Regions from separate parts of the Homo sapiens genome. Here all the other regions are linked to region 1. Evidence: read pairs that join two places in POLR2A ChIA-PET (ENCODE). Cell type or tissue: OCI-LY7. All regions are shown on one strand.

Evidence for each region. ChIA-PET counts read pairs that join two places held together with the same protein. Peaks named below come from ENCODE experiments on the same cell type or tissue, not always from the same donor. Only the 100,000 strongest peaks of a DNase experiment are listed, where the experiment ranks them.
Region 2: POLR2A ChIA-PET joins it to region 1 with 5 read pairs; 8 of 35 experiments call an interaction of 5 or more read pairs at or near these places.
Region 3: POLR2A ChIA-PET joins it to region 1 with 8 read pairs; 3 of 35 experiments call an interaction of 5 or more read pairs at or near these places.
Region 4: POLR2A ChIA-PET joins it to region 1 with 6 read pairs; 1 of 35 experiments calls an interaction of 5 or more read pairs at or near these places.

The regions. Positions count from the first base shown.
Region 1 is chr2:241,614,649-241,619,648 of GRCh38, reverse strand. All of the region lies in intron 2 of THAP4 (THAP domain containing 4), which reads left to right. Among named protein-coding and RNA genes, the nearest start is that of THAP4, 20 kb to the left of the region's middle. RefSeq lists enhancers at 1,997-2,116, 3,291-4,097. In OCI-LY7, a CTCF peak has its summit at 2,681; DNase peaks (open chromatin) are centred at 1,668 and 2,148; H3K4me3 peaks cover 1,070 bases; H3K27ac peaks cover 1,948 bases.
Region 2 is chr2:241,677,063-241,682,062 of GRCh38, reverse strand. It overlaps DTYMK (deoxythymidylate kinase), which reads left to right. Exons shown (of 5, transcript NM_012145.4): 3 at 1,744-1,834; 4 at 3,414-3,611. Among named protein-coding and RNA genes, the nearest start is that of DTYMK, 7.3 kb to the left of the region's middle. In OCI-LY7, no CTCF peak of the experiment used is centred here; no DNase peak of the experiment used is centred here.
Region 3 is chr2:241,421,895-241,426,894 of GRCh38, reverse strand. The region is part of intron 8 of FARP2 (FERM, ARH/RhoGEF and pleckstrin domain protein 2); the gene reads right to left. Among named protein-coding and RNA genes, the nearest start is that of MIR3133, 54 kb to the left of the region's middle. In OCI-LY7, no CTCF peak of the experiment used is centred here; no DNase peak of the experiment used is centred here.
Region 4 is chr2:241,039,025-241,044,024 of GRCh38, reverse strand. SNED1 (sushi, nidogen and EGF like domains 1) reads right to left here. Exons shown (of 32, transcript NM_001080437.3): 7 at 3,837-3,950; 8 at 3,612-3,725. The region is part of intron 1 of SNED1-AS1 (SNED1 antisense RNA 1); the gene reads left to right. It also overlaps a transcript of MTERF4 not described here. Among named protein-coding and RNA genes, the nearest start is that of SNED1-AS1, 23 kb to the left of the region's middle. RefSeq lists enhancers at 1,937-2,166, 2,617-2,666. In OCI-LY7, no CTCF peak of the experiment used is centred here; DNase peaks (open chromatin) are centred at 2,254 and 3,004; H3K4me3 peaks cover 2,161 bases; H3K27ac peaks cover 2,982 bases.

The sequences.
Region 1 (5,000 bases):
CAACTGCCCATGCTGCACACTCCAGTGCTGGTAAGTGCCTTATGCAGGTGAACCATTTTTTGTCTCTTATGCCATATTTTTACTGTAGGTTTTCTATGTTTAGATGTGTTTTAGGTACACACACCCTTGGCACTGTGTTACAACTGCCTACAGTATTCAGTAACACACTGGGGTGTGTAGCCTGGGAGCACAGGCTGTGCCATACAGCCTAGGTGCGTGGTACGCGGTAAGTGCACTCTGTGACGTTTGTACAATGATGAACTTGCCTCATGACGTGTTTGTCAACGCATCCCCCATCAGTAAGTGCTGCTTGACTGAAAGGTGAAGTAAGTGTGCCTTGTTTGGAGGGCATCCATCCCCTTAACCTGGCTGGCACTCGGGCTGTGTTTAATCCTGCAGTGGCTGTAAAATTCCTCGAGTGTCCTTGTTTTGTCTCCCTGTTGTCGTGGAGTTTCTCCGAGCATGCCTTCCACAGCCTGCGCCTGGGCCCTTTCCACTCCCACCCAGGATGTTATGCTGGAGCCTGCAGGGCTGGGAGGGGAAGCAGGCTCCAGCCTGTGACTCGATTTAAGCCCTTCAGTGGCCCGTGTCCCTGAGCCGTGACCTTCACACGTGTCTTTCCCTTTCTCCTCCCCGCTTGGGTGAGACGGAAGACTGGTGGGGCTGGAGCAGTGAAATGCCCTTCCCAGCTGAGATGAGGTCCTGGTGAAGTCAGCTTCGCTACAGAGCAGGCCTGGCCTTTGCCTGGAGAACGCTCTGGGCTCATTTCAAGGTGGTCACCTCCCCCTCCTCATCCCAGAGACATGAGGTGTTTTTTTTTTTCTTGGCTTTTCGTGGGGAGAACCTGATGGGGTTCCTGGAGGTGAAACCTATGAAAATGTAGGACCCCAGGAGATTCTCACACCTGCCATGTTCAGCCTCCAGCATTTTGTCCAAATCAAGTTCCCACCAGTTCCTTCCCCTGTAGACTGTAGATTCTGCTCCACGTGAGCTGATCTCACTGCTATTCTCTGTGGCAGGAGAGACATCTGTGACCTCACTTCCTTATGGATCCAAGAAAAGTTGTTGATTTTCACTTCTTTCAGTGTTTTTTGCTGTTGTTTTAAGGCTGTGGTATATGACTCCTAAGCTCTTTACATGTGAGAGTGGAAACCGGAAGCTTACTCCCCACCCATTATTTTTCGGTTATTGCTAGCGTGTGGGAAAGCTACCCATTTTAGTAATTGGCCATCTTATCAAATTCACTTGTAGATTCTAATAGTTCTTCAATTGAGACTCAGATTAACGAGGAAATCAAACATAACATTTGCAAATTATTTGTATCCACTTTATGGCCTTTTTATATTTTATAGAAATACTTGCTGTATTTTCTCTCCATCATGATTTCTGTTTTTCCCCTGGGCATGCAACTCCTTCCGTTTCATGGTTGATAAGTTGAGGGCCTTGATGTCACTTTAAAACAACAGTTCCCTGCTGGTATGCCTTGTCAGTGGACCCAAACATATCACGGTGTTCCTGGACAGCTCCTCCCCACCTTGGGACAGCTGGTGCGGGCCGCGCACCCTCAGCTTCCATGCACCCTGTTGTACTAAGCAGTAAGTGTCCCTTTCTGTGTGTGCCTTGGCAGGAAACAACGTGTCACTAACACAAAGAGATGTGAGGGTGGGAGCTCCAGGAAGGAGCCGTCCCCAGGTCCCAGTGGGTGCATTTGCTCACTTCCTGTCCTGGGTTCCCGGGCCGCTTGCCAGGAGACAGGACAGTCTCTGGAGCCTCCATGTCCAGGTGAAGATGAGTCTCCAGCCACCCTCTAGGAGACAGAAAAGGACATGCCAGGGGTGGCCAGAGGGACTGCTCTGGAGAGAGAAAGCATTTAGGATGTGCCTGTCTCTGTGGTGTTGCCTTCCTCTGCTGTAGCTGGTGGAGGAGGCTGAGGGTAGAAGCCGCACTCGTCACTCCGCCCAGACCTCTGGCCAGTCCCTCTTTCATAAAATTCACCTAACCTCCAAAGCTCCTTCCAGCTCTGAAATTCTGTGATCTGGGCTGTCATTGTCTTTTACTTTCTTCTGAGACGTGATCTTTCATAGTGGAACTACAATTCCCAGAATGCACCATTTAAAGTTAGCATTCACTTCCTGCAGAGCCATTAAGAGCCAGGTGCAAACATTTCCCGTCAATTGGCAGAAAACAACCTTGAGGAACCTTGACGAGTGTCCGGAGTTTAGAAAACTTAGGGATGGGTAAGCCTGCTTTCAGTGTCTTGGGCCAAAACATGAAAATTTAAATTTCTTGCAGGAAATTTAAATTTTTGTTTTTGTGTTTTGGTTGAGATTTCAATAAAAGAAAAATGAAATCAGAAAAGAAATGCCTAGAAAAGCCTGTCTGGTTTATTTAAAGAGGTGGAAAGTGACAAATAGACTAGGTCCTTTATAGTATTTTTTGTTTCATGTTTAAATTTATTTTTTTCTAATGAAGTATAATTTACAGAGAGTAAAATACACAGATATTGAGGTCACAGTTTGATGGATCTTAACATATATCTAGGCTCAAGTAACCTGATGTTTGGATTCTAAAATTCTCTTACTGGTCGTCCTCACCCCCACCCATGCTTCAGTGACAACAAGGAGGGACAGTGGCTAGGCTGCTGCCACGTTCCACGCGGCCCGAAGTGGTGGAGGGTGCAGGGGGAGCGGCCCCAGGAGCAGGTTAACCTGGTGAGGTGCAGTGTAGACAGAAGGAGGCGCCGCCGCTGCTTGTTTACTGCCTGACCTGTTGTCCCTGTCCAAATTAAACTCCATTAAGATTCAGAGCAAATAACAGCAAGCCAGGAGGGCGACAGGAAGGGAAGTATTTCTCACAGCCATTAGTTGCTCACAGCCGTAAGCCTCCATCTAGTTGCTTAGCCGCGTGCTCCTTCCTTTCCAGTCTGATGTTATTTTTTCTGCTCAAAAGCGTTTCTTCTGAATTTCAGAGCTATCTTAGAATTCTCTAGTTTTTTAAAAAGAAATTGCCACATAAGTGCTGCGTCCTGTCCTGTCCCCAAGTGTGGTGTGGGCCCTGTGCCCCTGAAGCAGCAGCCGCCTGCAGGGTAGCTTCTCTCCAGGGCCCGCGGGACTTGCTTCCCTGACCTGGCATGCACATAGCAAAGTCCACTCAAAAGCTCACTTTTAGCCAGAATTTTTGAGGCAGCCTCTCCCTACCTGTTCTTACCAGGACACCATCCCCCTGCTCAGGTGCCACTGCTTACCCGCTCTGTGGTGGGCCTCTCTGGTCCTGATGCCAGGGCTCGCCCTCAGCTCTCGTGCGCCTGCACCCGCCCTTCTCACTGATGTCACGGGTCGCCTTCCAAGCTGCCAGCAATGCCAGCTGCTGGCCATCTCCAGCCCACCCATCCCTCTTATCTCACTCTCATTTCCATCTCCCTTGGGCTAGTCGTCGAGGCAGAAAGCCCGGGCCACGTCCCTCCTACGTAAAAGGTTCTGGCCCATCCAGGCCCACTTGGGGGAATAGATGGTCCAGTTCAACTTGACCAGACTTCAGATAAGCCCAGTTCTTCTGAGGAGCCAGCTGTGCTCACCTGTCCTTGCCAGCCCCCTGACTGAGTTCTCCCAGGCGTCTTGTGGCAGGGGCTCTGGGCTGCTCCAGCTGCAGGACTGGGGCAGAGTGTGTCCCCATGGGCGCCCTCCTTGCTTCCAGGCCAGCCGGGCTGGGCCTGTGTCTAGAACCAGCTCCCCAGCATCCTGAGGAACGCGAAACCTACTCAGAAACACGGCTGAGGGCGGCGAAGAGCTCTCCTGATGTGTCGGGAACCGTGGGCTTGGGGCACGGGGATGTGCTGGGTGGCTGCCAGTGGCGTCCTCACTCCCACCTGGGAGAAGAGAGGAGTGAAGAGGAGAGGTGGGAGGTGAGAGGCACCGGGCAGGGCGCTGTGTGTGGCTCCAGCCCTCTCTGGCCCTCTGCACCTGCCCCAAGGTATGCGACTCACACCACAGTGGTGTCATTTGTTTTAATTTGAACAGATGTTTAGAAATTGGGATATTTTAGCCTAAAATCAGCTTCTGGCTTTTCTCGAAATATTAGATCTGCAGTAGGTGCTGCAGCTTGGATGGCAGCAGACCCTGGGGCCAGGAGCCAAGGCCCTGAGCTGTGAGGCCGACCTCACTCCCCACCACATCCCCTGCTCTGAGGCCACCCAGAACCCTGTGCTGCAGTAACATAGTAAACACTCTTGGGATAAAATGCTTTTAGTTTTTTTAAGTTTTCTGCTTTTTGAAATATTAATTTGTTTGGGGAGGTTTTTCTTTATAACATTTTTATTGAGGTGTAATTCGCATAAGTGAAACACAAGCTCCTAGGTGTTCCCGTGGTGAGTTTTGGCAGGTGCAGGCGCTTGTGCAGCCACACCCACGTCCAGCGGTCCAGGTTCTCCTTTGCACTCCCCTCCAAGCCCCTCCCCGTCACCGTTCAGATTCCCCACCCTCCATCCTTTCTGCCTGGTCTCGAATTTCATCTAATTGGAATCATAGAATATATACGTTTTTGTCTGGCTTCTTTCTTTTCGCGCAGTGTTTTCAAGGGACACCTGATTGATTTTCATTTCTAGTCTCACTGCATTGTGATCAGACAGTAGACTTCTTTCTGCTTTCTGGAACTTACAGGCTTTCTTTGACCATTTAGAAGGCCAGTTTGCATGACTGTTCCAGAGGAACTTGAAGAAGGCATTCCTTAGTTTTGTTTTTGTTTTTGTTTTTGTTTTTGTTTTGAGATGGAGTTTCGCTCTTGTCACCCAGGCTGGAGTGCAATGGTGCAATCTCGGCTCACCGCAACCTCTGCCTCCCAGTTTCAAGCGATTCTCCTGCCTCAGCCTCCCGAGTAGCTGAGATTACAGGCATGCACCACCACACCCGGCTAATTTTTTGTGTGTTTTTAGTAGAGACGGGGTTTCATCATGTTGGTCAGGCTGGTCTCGAACTCCTGACCTCAGGTGATCCACCCACTTCAGC
Region 2 (5,000 bases), 62 kb before region 1:
CTGGCCTTATTTTTTTTTAGGAGAAATGTCTTGCTCTGTTGCCCAGGCTGGAATGTTGTGGCATGATCACAGCTTACTGCAGCCTTAAACTCCTGGGTTCAAGTGATCCTCCTGCCTCAGCCTCTGGAGTAGCTAGGACTACAGGTGCGTGCCACTATCCCTGGCTAATTTTTACATTTTTTGTAGAGATGGGGTCTCACTATTGTTACTCAGGCTGGTCTCAAACACCTGGCCTCAAGGGATCCATCCCGCCAAATGGCTTCCAAAAGTGCTGGGCTCACAGGCATGAGCCACCACGTCCGGCTGTCCTTTCCTTCTCTTGACAGTGTCTCTCACAAAGCACAAAGTTATTATTTTCGTGAAGTCCATCTTAATCAATTCTCTCATGGGCTGTGCCTTTGGTTTTGTATCTAAACAGTCTGCCAAACCCCAGGTGATCTAAGTTTTCTCCTGTGTTACTGTCTAGGAGTTGCATAGTTTTGCATTTTACATTTGGGTCTGTGATTCATTTTGTCTTTTTTTTCCCCCACTTTTTGTGGAGAACGGGGTCTCACTATATTGCCCAGGCAGGTCTCGAGCTCCTGGGCTCAAGCAATCCTCCTGCCTCTGCCTCCTTGAAAGCTGGGATTACAGGCGTGAGCCACCGTGCCAGGCCTGTGATTCATTTTGAATTTATGTTCGTGGAGGGTATACGGTCTGGTCTAGATTTATTCTCTTTCATGAGGATGTCCAGTTGTTCCAGCAGCGTTTATTGAGGAAAATGCCTTTGCACCATTGCATCCCTCTGCTGCTTTGTCAGAGGCCAGTTGACTCCTTATGTGGGTGCCCCTGTGATTTGAAGGCCCCAGTGAGACTGGCTGAGTCGAATGAATCGGACTTTTCTTTCTCTGTCTTGAGCAGTGCTTCTCACTAGTGTCAGGCCCCGTGTCTTTGTACATCTGTGATCTTGGCAGCTGTAGGGATGATGGTGGACTTGTGGTATTTGGCTGAGAACATCCTTGCAGTCCAGGCTAGGGGTCATGAGCATGGATGAGTCACCTGCTGGCTGTGCCCACGCTTCCCCCGCCACCATCCTCTGCTCTCTTCTTTGCCTGTGCTTTCTTCTTCCTCGACAGGGTAGAGCTGGCCTCTCTGACCAAGACAGCTGACAGTGCATCTCCTTTCCCCTGCCGTGTTTCTGGAACATTGAACTTTACCAGTTGTGTTTGTTACTATTTAGTAAGGTTATCTTCTCCATGTTGGGTTTTGCTGGAGGTGTGGGTATGGCATCTTCTAGAGAAGATCCAGACCTTTTTGGATTAAAAGTAAGGTTACAAATCACTGTGCTGTACTTGTTGTCATATGAGATTTCTGAGTTGTATTGTTGGGATAATTTTCTTTTTCTTTTTTTGAGATGGAGTCTCGCTGTGTCACCCAGGCTGGAATGCAGTGGTGTGATCTCGGCTCACTGCAACCTCCACCTCCTGGGTTCAAGCAATTCTCCTGCCTCAGCCTCCCGAGTAGCTGGGATTACAGGTGCCTGCCACCATGTCCAGCTAATATTTTGTATTAGTAGAGACAGGGTTTCACCATGTTAGCCAGGATGGTCTCGATCTCCTGACCTTGTGATCCGCCCGCCTCAGCCTCCCAAAGCGCTGGGATTATAGGGGTGAGCCACTGCGCACAGCCTGTTGGGATAATTTAAGCTTGACAGTTCAAGGCCTATGAAACAGGACCAGGGCTCAGGAGCATCCTCTTTTTCAGGCCGTTAATTAAGGAAAAGTTGAGCCAGGGCGTGACCCTCGTCGTGGACAGATACGCATTTTCTGGTGTGGCCTTCACCGGTGCCAAGGAGGTGAGTGCCACTTGGCCTCCTGTCAGGCGAGCACAGATGTGTGGACCCAGGACTGCCCTTGAATGCGAGTACGAGTGACATGCCTCAGATTACTCTGCAGAGTTTCGTGATTCTTATATTCCTTTTATCTCTTTGCTAGATTAATTTGGTTTTATCAATAAGAAGAGCAAACATTTATGTAGCTAGAGATTGTTTCACAGATAGAACCATAGTTGGTATTTGGATTATATTTTCCACACGCTTTTTTTTTTTTTTTTGGGGAGACAGTCTCTCATTCTGTCACCCAGGCTGGAGTGCAGTGGCACGATCTCAGCTCATTGCAACCTCTGCCTCCTGAGTTCAAGCGATTATCCTGCCTCAGTCTCCCGAGTATCTGGGATTATAGGCATGCACCACCGTGCCCAGCTAATTTTCATACTTTTAGTAGAGACGGGGTTTTACCATGTTGGCCAGGCTGGTCTCAAACTCCTGACCTCAAGTGATCCACTCATCTCAGCCTCCCAAAGTGCTAGGATTACAGGCATGAGCCACTGCACCCAGCCTCCAGATGCATTTTCAAAGATGGTTCATTTGTAGTACTTTTTTCCCCCGTTTTTTGAAAGAGGGCGTCTCCCTCTGTTGCCCAGGCTGGAGTACAGTGGAACAAGCAAAGCTCGCTATAACAACTCTTGGGCCCAAGTGATCCTCCCGCTTCAGCCTCCCAAAGTGCTGGGATTACAGGCGCGAGCCACCGTGCCCGGCCACGCCCTCACTTTTTAATTCTGCCATTTCTTCATGTGTTAGCTTGAGTCCTTCCCCTCTGAAGTATTACGTTGTATAATAAGGAGGACAAGACTCATGATTCCTTTGCTTCTTCCTGCTGTGCGGATCAGCTGACAGAGCCGCAGGCTCTGTGGGAGGTTCTCGTGGACGCCTTCCCTCAGCTCATTGTGCTGTTGTGTGATGTGTGGCCTGCAGTCACAGCCTTTCTGGTCCTACCTTTCCTCCGGAAACAGGACAGCATTTGGAGGGAGATGGGATGAGTAAGGGAGGGAGAGAGGGTGCTGGCACAGCCCTGGCAAGAAGGGCCAGTGGATGAGACTAGGCTGGCACATAACAGGCTCTAGGAGTGCCTGTCTTCTTCCTGCTCTTCCACGGGAGAGGAGACCCTGGCGTGTGTGTGGCAGAAAAGACACTGCCAAGGACCTCGTGCCTGTGTCCGGACCCAGCTGCTCTGTGCTGCAGGCGTTCTAGGCCGGGGGTCTCCAGGGGTTCTGTACATAGACTGTTTGCTCCTGGCCAGCAGGCCTGTAGCTGTGCTGGGAGGGCCTCCATGGGGCCTGGGCTGTGGGTGGCGGGGACTGGCAGCCGTTCTATCTACCTACTTTTCTGTCCACTTGTCTGTTTACAAAGGAAAAACAAAGGTGACACTGGAGAAACCGACACGTTTGAGGTTCTAAAAATTAAACGAGCCACAATATAAACAGTCTCACATCTTGGTACCTCACCAAATGTCCCCTCATTTTTTCCTGTTTTTACGACTTTCGAAACAAAAACCTAGACTACACTAAGCTTTAACTGTTGGGTTCTTTCTTGGCAGAATTTTTCCCTAGATTGGTGTAAACAGCCAGACGTGGGCCTTCCCAAACCCGACCTGGTCCTGTTCCTCCAGTTACAGCTGGCGGATGCTGCCAAGCGGGGAGCGTTTGGCCATGAGCGCTATGAGAACGGGGCTTTCCAGGAGCGGGCGCTCCGGTGTTTCCACCAGCTCATGAAAGACACGACTTTGAACTGGAAGGTGAGAATCCCAGAATTGCACACTAGGAAGCGTGGAGAAGTGGCTCAGGATGACACCGTGGTGGCTGGCACAGTTGTGTCAGCAAAGCTGCTGCCGTTTCCGTCTGGTCCTCCCAGATGTGGAGCCCCGGGAGTAGTCGTTCAGGGGTTCTCGGTGCCAGCAAATTCTTTTTTTTTTGAGACAGAATCTTGCTCTGGGTGCCAACCCAGGCTGGAGTGCAATGGCACGATCTCAGCTCACTGCAACCTCCGCTTCTTGGGTTCAAGTGATTCTCCTGCCTCAGCCTCCCGAGTAGCTGGGATTACAGGCACGTGCCATCATGCCTGGCTAATTTTTTTTGTAGAGATGGGGTTTCTCCACGTTGGTCAGGCTGGTCTCCAACTCCTGACCTCAGGTGATCTGCCCACCTCGGCCTCCCAAAGTGCTGGGATTATAGGCATGAGCCATCGCGCCCGGCCAGTGCCAGCAAATTCTAACCCGATGAGTTTTGCTAAATGTTGACATTTGGCGCTTTGTCTGGTGGGTCAGGTGAGAGTCTGCGCAATCCTCCACATCCTCAGCCCCTCTTCAGACACGAGCGCCAGCCTGTTCCTGCCACTGTGTCCTCTGGTGCGGCCTCTCGCTGGGCATGGGCCCTGCAGCAGCACCTGGCCATCTAAGTTCAGGAGGGTGCTGTGTGCTGCCTCTCCCTTCAGTCCTGCCTCCTTCAATCTCAGCAGTCCCAGGTCTGGCTCTGCTCCCAGGACGCTGGACTCTCCCCTCCCAGTGGACTCGCAGGCTGGCCGCCTCTGCTCCTCCCGACCGCAGCCCCTACCTCTCTCCCAGACTCCAGTCGCCCGTGCCCACCGCTGCCCACGTGGCCTCTTTCCAGGCGGCAGCCAGGGCTTCTGGCACGTCGGGCGCCAGCACTGTCGCTTGTGGCCACGGCCCGCGGAGCTTCAGTCCCTTGAGCTCCTCCTCCAGAGCAGGGCCGAGGGTCTCGCCCCAGCCCGACTGGCTGTGCCTGCAGATGATGCTGGTCACGCAGCTTTTCGTTTCCCGGAACGCAGGTGGGATAGCAGTGCCCTTTTCTGGCAGTGCGGCATTCTCTCTGGCAGTCATTCCGCCCGGAGAGGCTCATCTTGGGCGGTTCTGGGCGACAGCTGTGTGGCTGCACAGTGGCCAGTGAGAGGCATCTGGGAAGGTGGCCCTTGTGTAGGGAGTCACTCTCCTTCCGTCACGGTCACACCTCATGAAATGGTTAGATTCTTCCAAGTGCCTTCTACGCCCCTGGCAGATTTTCTAGAATTTGCTGTCCCAGAAGCTTGAGAAGGGTCCGGTGCCACCCGACAGCAGAAGCCGGGATGCCGCTGAGATGCCAGCGCTTCTGAGTCCCTCTCACTGCCTGCC
Region 3 (5,000 bases), 190 kb after region 1:
GGGTCTTGACCACCATGATAAAAGGAGAAATAAATAGAAAATCCAAGGACAATCACAGCTTTCATCTACTGCACCCTGACTTGACAGACTTTAAGACAACACTTTTAAACCTGCACAGTTAGCTGTGGAATGCTAAAATCTACTGTTTTCATTTTCATATTCATCCAATAATCCAGGGCATATCTGAAAATGCCATATAGACTACACGACTGGAAACAAACTGCCAGGTCAGGGTCACCCACTCCACATCAAGTCCTCTTCCTCAGACAGAACCAGCTTCACCTCTCTTGGCTGCCTTTCTGGGATTTACTCTCATGCATCCATTCATTCACCCGTATTTCTGAAAAGCACATTTATGACAGCTAGCACATTCTCCACTTTGAAATCTTGCCTCCTCAACATCTGTCACTGCCAATACCTCACACCTACCCCTCCCCACACTCTCCTAATTGTTGGTAAATTTTAAATTCAGTATTTATATTAATGGTCATGTAAGCATTGCTCACAAGCTGAGCTATAGTGAATTTAACTACTTTTTTTATATTATAAAGTAAAGCTTCCTTCTTCAAAATTTCCTTGAGAATCCTAATTGCCTCGTTTCATTTGCTTCACCGGCATGTACCTATCCCTAGTTAACACTCTTCCACACCGTCCAGCAAAAGAAATGAGTCCCTGGTCTACCCTCTCTCCCGGGGCCCTGCCCTCTGCTCTGGTATTGGTGGATGCTCTCTTGGCAGGCAGAACCTGTGTCTTCCTCTGCCTGTCTCGGATGTGGAGCACCCTATTTCCTTCTTTCTCACTTTTAGTTCATTCTCTCCTCTAGTTTTTCCTTACAAAGGGAGAGTAGTAGTTAAATTTTTTAAAAATCTACATGTGTGAAAAAAGGTTTTCTCTGTACAGAAGTCATGTGGAACAGAGCACAGAATTCTAGTCTAGAGCCCCACACACACCAAATTTAAAAAAAAAATCGCCAAATGCTCGGGGAAACTGATTTGAGTAATAATAAAACTGTAGTCTCAAAAAAAAAAAAACAAAAGAATTAGTTTGGAAATAATTTCCTTTTAATGTTTGAGATGCTGCCATTGCAGTGACATTGCACTCCAGCCTGGGCAACAAGAATGAAACTCTGTCTCAAAAAAAAAAAAAAAAAAAAGAGAGAGAGAGAAATTGTACCAGCTCTTCTTTGTACCTCTGGTTGAATTCAGCTGTGAATCCATCTGGTCCTGGGCTACTTTTTTTTTTTTTTTTTTTTTTTTTTTTACTTGGTAGGATATTATTGCCTCAATTTCACAACACATTTCTAGTCTATTCAGGGATTCAATTTCCCCCTGGCTCGGAAAGCCCCGTTGCTTTCTAGCTTCCAGTACTGCTACGGAATAGTTCCAGGCCATTTTAAATCACACTTCTTTCTCTCTTCTTCCTGGGAGTTCTTGGGTCTTCTCCACTATTATCCTTTGTTGGATGGATAGACTGCAAAATTTTTCTCCCATTCTGTAGGGTTGTCTGTTCACTCTGATGATAGTTTCTTTTGCTGTGCATAAGCTTTTCAGTTTAATTAAATCTCATTTATCAATTTTTGCTTTTGTTGCAATTGCTTTTGGCATTTTCGTCATGAAATCCTTCCTGTGCCTGTGTCCTGAATGGCATTGCCTAGATTTTCTTCCAGGGTTTTTTTTGTTTTTGTTTTTGAGACAGGGTCGCACTTCATCGCCCAGACTGGAGTATAGTGGCTTGATTTTGGCTCACTGCAACCTCCGCCTCCCAGGCTCAAGCGGTTCTCCTTCCTCAGTCTCTCAAGTAGCTGGGGTTATAGGCACCCACTATCATGCCTGGCTAATTATTATATTAGTAGAGACAGGGTTTTACCATGTTGGCCCCAGGCTGGTCTTGAACTCCTGACATCAAGTGATCTGCCCCCATTGGCCTCCGAAAGTGCTGGGATTCAGACGTGAGCCACTGTGTCTAGCCCTCATCTAGGGTTTTTATAAGTTTCTTTCTGGTTCAGTCTTGGGAGAGCGTATGTGTCCAGGAATTTATCAGTTTCTTTTAGATTTTCCACTTTATGTGCATAGAGGTGTTTATAGCATTCTCTGATGATCGTTTATATTTCCGTGGGTTCAGTGGTGATATTCCCCTATCATTTCAGATTGTTCATTTGATTATTCTCTATTATCTTCTTTACTAGTCTAGCTAGCAGTCTATTTTATTAATTTTTTCAAAAAACCAGCTCCTGGATTTGATTTTTTGAAGGGGTTTTTGTGTCTCTATCTCTTCAGTTCAGCTCTGATCTTGGCTATTTCTTGTCTTCTGCTAGCTTTGAGGTTTGTTTGCTCTTGATTTTTTAGTTCTTTTAGTTGAGATGTTAGGTTGTTAACCTGAGATCTTTCTAGCTTTTTGATGTGGGCATTTAGTACTATAAATTTCCCTCTTAACAATGCTTTAGCTGCATCCCAGATTCTGATATGTTATCTCTTAGTTCTCATTAGTTTCAAATAATTCTTGATTTCTACCTTAATTTCATTATTTACCCAAGAGTCATTCAGGAGCAGGTTGTTCAATTTCCATATAGTTGTGTGGTTTTCAGTGAATGTTTAAATCTTGAGTTCTAATTTGATTGTGCTGTGGTGTAAGAGACTGTTTGTTATGATTTCAGTTCTTATGCATTTGCTGAGGAGTGTTTTGCTTCCGATTATGTGATCAGTTTTAGACAAAGTGCCATGTGGTGATGAGAAGAATTTATATTCTTTTGTTTTTGGGGGGACAGTTCTGTAGCTATCTATAAGGTCACTTTATCCAGGGCTGAGTTCAGGTCCTGAATATTTTCAGAAAGTTAACTTTCTGTCTTGATGATCTGTCTAATATTGTCAGTGGGGTGTTAAAGTCTCCTATTATTATTGTGTGGGAGTCTAAGTCGTTTTTTAGATCTTTAAGAACTTGCTTTATGAATCTGGGGGCTCCTGTATTGGGTGCATATATATTTAGGATAATTAGCTCTTCTTGTTGAACCCTTTACCATTATATAATGCCCATCTTTGTCTTTTTTAATCTTTGTTGCTTTAAAGTCTGTTCTGTCAGAAACTAGGATTGCAAGCCTTGTTTTTTTCTGTTTTCCATTTGCTTGGTAAATTTTATTCCATCCCTTCATTTTGAGTCTATGTGTGTCTTTGCACGTGAGACAGGTCTCTTGAAGACAGCATACCCATAGGTCTTGGCTCTTTATCCAGCTTGCCATTCTGTGTCTTTTAATTGGGGGCATTTAGCCCATTTACATTTAAGGTTAATATTGTTATATGTGAATTTCATCCTGTCATCATGGTCCTAGCTGGTTATTTTGCAGACTTGTTTTTGTGGTTGCTTTATAGTGTCACTGGTCTATGTATTTCAGTGTGTTTTTGCAGTGGCTGTTAACAGTTTTTCCTTTCTGTATTTAGTGCTTCCTTCAGGAGCTCTTGCAAAGCAGGCCTGGTGGTGATGAATTCCCTAAGCACTTGCTTGTCTGAAAAGAATCTTATTTCTGTTTTGCTTATGAAGTTTAGTTTGGCCAGATATGAAATTCTGGGTTGGAAATTTTTTCCTAAGAATGTTGAATATTGGCCCCCAATCTCTTCTGGCTTGTAGGGTTTCTGCTGAGAGGTCCCCTGTTAGTCTGAAGGGATTCCCTTTGTAGATGACCTGGCCTTTCTCTCTGGCTGCCTTTAATATTTTTTCTTTTATTTCAACCTTGGAGAATCTGATGATTATATGTCTTGGGGCAGATCTTCTTGTGGAGTATCTTACTGGGGTTCTCTGCATTTCCTGAATTTGAATATTAGCCTGTCTCGTTAGGTTGGGGAAATTCTCCTGGATGATATCCCAAAGTATGTTTTCCAACTTGATTCCATTCTCCCTGTCTCTTTTGGGTAACCCAATCAGTTATAGGTTTGGTCTCTTCACATAATCCCATATTTCTTGGAGGTTCTGTCATTCCTTTTCATTCTTTTCTCTCTATTCTTGTCTGCCTATTTCAGAAAGATAGTCTTCAATGCTCTGAGATTCTTTCCTCTGCTTGGCCTATTCTGCTATTGATACTTGTGATTGCAATGTGAGGTTCTCGTGTTGTGTTTTTCAGCTACATCAGGTAGGTTATGTTTCTCTCAAAACCGGCTATAAGCTCCTGTGTTGTTTTATCATGGTCCTTAGCTTCTTTGCATTGGGTTACAACATGCTCCTTTAGCTCAGCAAAGTTCATTATTACCCACCTTCCAAAGCCTGCTTCTGTCAATAATGCTATCTCAGCCTCAGCCCCAGCCCATTTCTATGCCCTTGCCAGAGAGGTATTGTGGTCATTTGGAGGAGAAGAGGCACTCTGACTTTTTGAGTGTTCAGCATTTTTGTGTTGATTTTCTCATCTCTGTGGGTTTATCAAACTTTGATCTTTGAGGTTGCTGACCTTTGAATGGGGCTTTTATGGGTTTTTTGGTTCATGTTGTTGTTGTTTTCTGTTTTTTTTTTTGATACAGGGTCTCACTTTGTCACCCAGGGTGGAGTGCAGTGGCACGATCTTGGCTCACTGCAACCTCTGCCTCACAGATTCAAGCAGTTCTCCCTCCTCAGCCTACCGCTGTGCGTGGTTAATTTTTTTTTTTTTTTTTTTTGTATTTTTAGTAGAGATGGGGTTTCACCACTTGGCCAGGCTGGTCTTGAACTTCTGACCTTAGGTGATCTGCTTGTTTCAGCCTCCCACAGTGCTGGGATTACAGGTGTTTGTTTTTTGAGACAGTCTCGCTCTGTTGCCCAGGGTGGAGTGCAGTGGTGTGATCTCAGCTCACTGCAACCTCTGCCTCCCCGTGTTCAAGTGATTCTCCTGTCTCAGCCTCCTAAATAGCTGGGACTACAGGTGCCCACCACTACACCCAGCTAATTTTCGTATTTTTAGTAGAGATGGTGTTTCAACATGTTGTCCAGGCTGGTCTTGAACTCCTGACCTCAAGTGATCTGCCCACCTCAGCCTCCCAAAGTGC
Region 4 (5,000 bases), 580 kb after region 1:
TATATCTTTTACTTACACAGCCTACCTTCAAACAGTATATACCACTTTATGTAATATAGGGACCTTACAATATTATACTTCCATTTCTTCTTATCTTTTACATTGGAGTTGGTAAACTATAACCCACAGACCAAATCTTGCCTGCCATCAATTTTTAAAAGTACAGTTTTATTGGAACACAGCCATACCTATTCATTTACATATTGTCTATGGCTGGCTGCTTTCACATTACAATGGTAGAGTTGAGTTGTGATAGAGACCATATGGCTCACAAAGCCAAAAGTATTTACTTTCTGGCCCTTTACAGAAAAAGTTTGCACAGCTTGGTTTATGTTATTGGAGTCATCTATTTTATTTCTGCATGTAAGTTTTATTATTTTAAAATTTTTCTTTAAAGGGATTAAAAAGTCTTCAACCCACATATTTATCATTTTTAACACTCTTCATTCTTTTGTGTAGATCCAGATTTTCCCTTGGTACCAGTTTTTTTTTGCTTCTGACTAAATAATTTCCTTTAACATTTTTTTGTAATGCAGGTATGCTGGTGATGAATGCTCTTCATTTTTGTTTGTGTAAAAAAGTCTTTATTTCAGCTTAACTTTTGAAATGTAGTTTTGCTGGTAATACAGTACACTAGGTTGATGGTTTTTTCTTTCAGTGCTTTGAAGGTGTTACTCCAGTGTCTCCTGGCTTGCATTGTTTTTGACGAGAAGTCTGTTTCATTCTTGTTTCGCTGTATGTAATGTGGCTTTTTCCTCTGGCTGTTTTTGAGGTTTTTTATCATTAGTTTTCAGCAATTTGATTATGGTATGGCTTTGCATGGTTTTCTTCATGCTTTTCTTGGAAATGTGGGTTTTAGTTTTCATCAAATGTGGAAAATGTTTGGGTATTATTTCTTCACATACTTTTTCTATAACACTCCTTTCCACACCCATCTCCATCCTCCTTCGCAGACTCCAAATACGTGGATCCCAGGCTGCTTAATATTGTTCTCCATCCTCCTTTGCAGACTGCACATACATGGATCCCAGGCTGCTTGATACTGTTCTTCATCCTCCTTCACAGACTCCAAATACGTGGATCCCAGGCTGCTTGATACTGTTCTCCATCCTCCTTCGCAGACTCCAGATACGTGGATCCTATTACCCTAATATCGTTCTGCAGGTTGCTGAAGATCTCTTCTTTTTCTTTTAGTCTTATTCTCTCTGTGATGCATATTGAATTGTTTCTGTTTCACTCTTCAGGTTCATTGATCTTTCCTTCTGCAATATCTAACCTGCTGTAAATACTATTCAGTGTATTTTAAAAACTCAGATATATTTTTCATTTCTACAAGTTTTTAAAAATACCTTCTACTTCTCATTAGGTTTTTTTCCCCTCAACAATCTTGATTATAGGAGCATATTCATAATAGATAATTAAACATTTGTATCTGCTAATTCTGTCATTTCTGGTGCCTGTTTCTATTGATCTATTTTTCTCCTGACTGTGAGTTATATGTTACTTCTTTGTAGACCTGATAATTTTTGACTGGGTATTTTGGAGTTCTGGATTCTGTTGTATTATTGATATACTCCTGTTGAGGAGTATAGGATTTTATTCTGGCACATGGCTCAATGACTTAGGATCAGTTTGATCCTTTTAAGCTTTCTTTAAGATCTGTTAGGGCAGGTCGACATTAGTCTTTAGTTCAGCACTACTAAAGTGACACCCCACTGAGGACTCTATGCAATAGACTCCCAGCCCTGTTTGAGCTCCAGGAAGTGTTTGACTTACTGCTTTCTAGTGGTTCTTTCCCCAGCCTTGCAGATTTCATCCTGAGCCTGATAATAATAAGCCAAAATTCAGGGAGGTCTCCTCTTGATCTCATGCTCCCTCCTGCCTCAGGAGCACCATCCTGTAGCCACTGAACTAGGATCTTTGTCTCCTCAATTCAAAGGGACTGCTGGACTCTCAGTTCCTCCTCCCAGCACAGTGGAGTGGAAACTGCCCCAGGCAGAATCTGGGGCAATTGTAGGGCTCACCTCATTTGATTCCCTTTTCTCAGGGGTGACAGGCTTGTGCTGTCTGTTGTCTAATGGCTGAAAAGGGTTTCACAGATTTTGTCTGTTTTTCTAGGTGTTGATGGTGAGAGGGAAATTCCAAGAGCAGTTAATTCTTGTTGGCCAGAAGCAGAAGACTAGAGACTCTTTTTTGTAGTGTCCAATTTGTGGCCCACTTCCTGTCAGACCTGATTAGACTGTCAGCATCTGCGCCTTGTAATACAGTCAATCAGTCATTACGTTAGCACCACCGTCAGTCTGTTGTTTCTTTCTTCTTCCTCTTTTGTTTTTTTTTAGACAGAGTCTCACTCATTCTGTTACCCAGGGTGGAGTGCAGTGGTGCGATCTCAGCTCACTGCAACCTCTGCCTCCCGGGTTCAAGCAATGCTCCAGCCTCAACCTCCCGAGTAGCTGGGATTACAGGCATGCAGCACCACGTCTGGCTAACTTTTGTATTTTTGGTACAGATGGGGTTTCACCACGTTGGCCAGGCTGGTCTTGAACTCCTGACCTCAAGTGATCCGCCCGCCTCAGCCTCCCAAAGTGCTGGGATTACAGGCATAAGCCACCACACCCGGCCAGTCTGTTTCTTATTATTCACTCTACTTGCATCATTATTCTGTAGAAAACACGGTTTATTTGCAAAAAATTTTTGAAACCACTTATCCGTTTCCTGACATGAATTTAGTGAAATACATTGATATTTAGATAACAATCTGGGCAAAGTGAGCTGTGACACGGAACAGTGACTTTAAAGCAGCCAAATAGGTGAGGCTGCCTCCTCCCGCTCCTGCCCCACCCTCCCCTCAGGACACACCCTGGCCTCCCATGCACTCGGCAAAGACTGATGGAGGGCCCATGACCCTCTGTGTCTTACGGGTAAAACAGAATTTCCTCCTGAATTTTTTAAACTAAAAATAACCTGAATAGTTTGTCTTTAGCATCTCCCTGGAGAGAAGCAGCACCTGGTGCGTCCACAGAAGTCGGCACAGTGGGTGAGCCTCTGGAGGCAGGTGCAACAATCAGACACGAAAGCCATTTTTATACTGTAGGCTGCAATCTCCAGTTGGCCTTTTAATTCCTCTAACAAGTCACAACTAGCAGTTAAACAACACAAAATAGAATAGAAAATAGTGAAAGGTCAGTTTTCTTTCTGATTCCCGTTACTTTCCCTTGTGTGCTGAGGGTTCTAGAGTAGGAGAGGAAGATGTTAAAAAAGTCAAGAGTCACCCAGGCTGGAAGAGGAGACTTGTGAACTTTGTCATCCCTCCTGGCATTTCACAGATGGAAACCAAGGCCCAGAGAGGGGAAGGGGTTGCTCAGCCTCACACAGCACCCTGGAGGCAGCATCCATCTTTTGCTTCCTATTTTCCCTGCAGTTGGTGGCTTAGGATCCAGGCTGAGCGGGAAGCGCTGGGGAGTGGGAAGGGGGCAGAGGCATCCTCCCACCCCAGAGACAGGTGTGAGGTGAGTCAGATGGCAAGGAAGGAAGGGGAAAGTGGCTATGGGGGTGTTCACGGCACAAAGCCACCATCAGCCATGGTGGCCTGCAGGCACTTGGCCAGTTACCTGTCTCACAGCGAAGTCCCTTGAAGGGCTCGGCACACAAGCAGGTGTAATTCCCCACTAGGTCAACACAAGAGCCTCCATTCAGGCAGGGGTCAGGGCTGCAGTCGTCCACATCTGAGGGGCAGCAGAGGTGCGGGCTTGGCTTGAGCCAGGCCACAACCACCCTGTGCCCAGCACCTGGCCACGGGCAGGAGCCCCTCTCCAATCCGAAGCCAGGCCACTCACCCATCTCGCAGGCTGCTCCGGTGTATCCGGCCTGGCACACACACACCGCAGAGCCATTCTCCACCTGGCACTGGCCACCATGTTGACACTCTTTGGTGTCACAGGGGGATTGGGCTAGAGTGAGGAGGTGTAGACAGGACGATGGACTCCCAGTTATGGTTACCTGAGGGGACAGAAACCCCTGGGACGTACACTGAGCCCCACCCCCAACTGGCTTACATTGCAGGGGGGCCTGGCAGGCAGGTTTCTGAGCGGGCGACAGGCAAGAAAGAGGCCTGGCCAGGCAGTCCTGACTGGCCACCCGAAGCTCTGTCTGAACTGGGTCTAATTCAGCAAACCTGGGATGGAGGGATGGGTGTGTATGCTGGGCAGGGGCAAATGGGGGTGCATGGAAATCACTCCCACTCTTGGGGGATGGTCCCTCCCTAGGTGGCTCTTATTCCAAGTGGACTGTGAGAAGAGCTGTGGTCAAGGATGCAGGCTGTGACTGAGCCTGGAAGGGTGTGCAGCACCCAGGGTGTAGGAGTGGCCCCTGGGGCGAGAGGCTGGGTGGGGCAGGCAGTGGCCTGTGCAGGAACGGCCAGGGCAAAGGGACTCTGGCCCCCAGTTACTGAGTGGGAGTGAGCTAGGGGAGCCCACCCTCTGCCCTCCCTCCTCACCGGATGCTGGCCCTCCTTGAGTCCAGAGCACCTGGCCCACACATCCCAGGTCTCTCCTTTGCCCTGGCCAGCAGAGCCAGACGCAGAGGAGAACCACATCCCCTGTCTTACTGACAGCTCATACCCAGAACAAACTCAGAAACAAGAGTGATAGCCAAAGCGTGTGTCCCTCCCTGGAGTCATGGGGGAATGGTGGGGCCCTCTCTTTGGCATAGGAAGGAGACAGGAGGGCCTGACTACTCCCCCAGGAGGTGTGAAAGCCCTTTGGTGGCTGATGGGACATGGTGATCCCTGTCTCCCTGACCCCAACTCCGCTAGGTGGAGGAGCATGCACACCCTAGCCTTTAGTTGCGGGCGCCCCTGCTGTTATGGGTTCTGGGGGCCAAGGTGGCTTCCAAGATCAGGGAGCCCCTGTGGGGGGTCGAGGCGGGAAGGCTTGTACCCAAGGCTTGTGCCACAGCTGCACTGAGAAAGTGAAGGCTCACGGTCCGAGGCCACACGTACA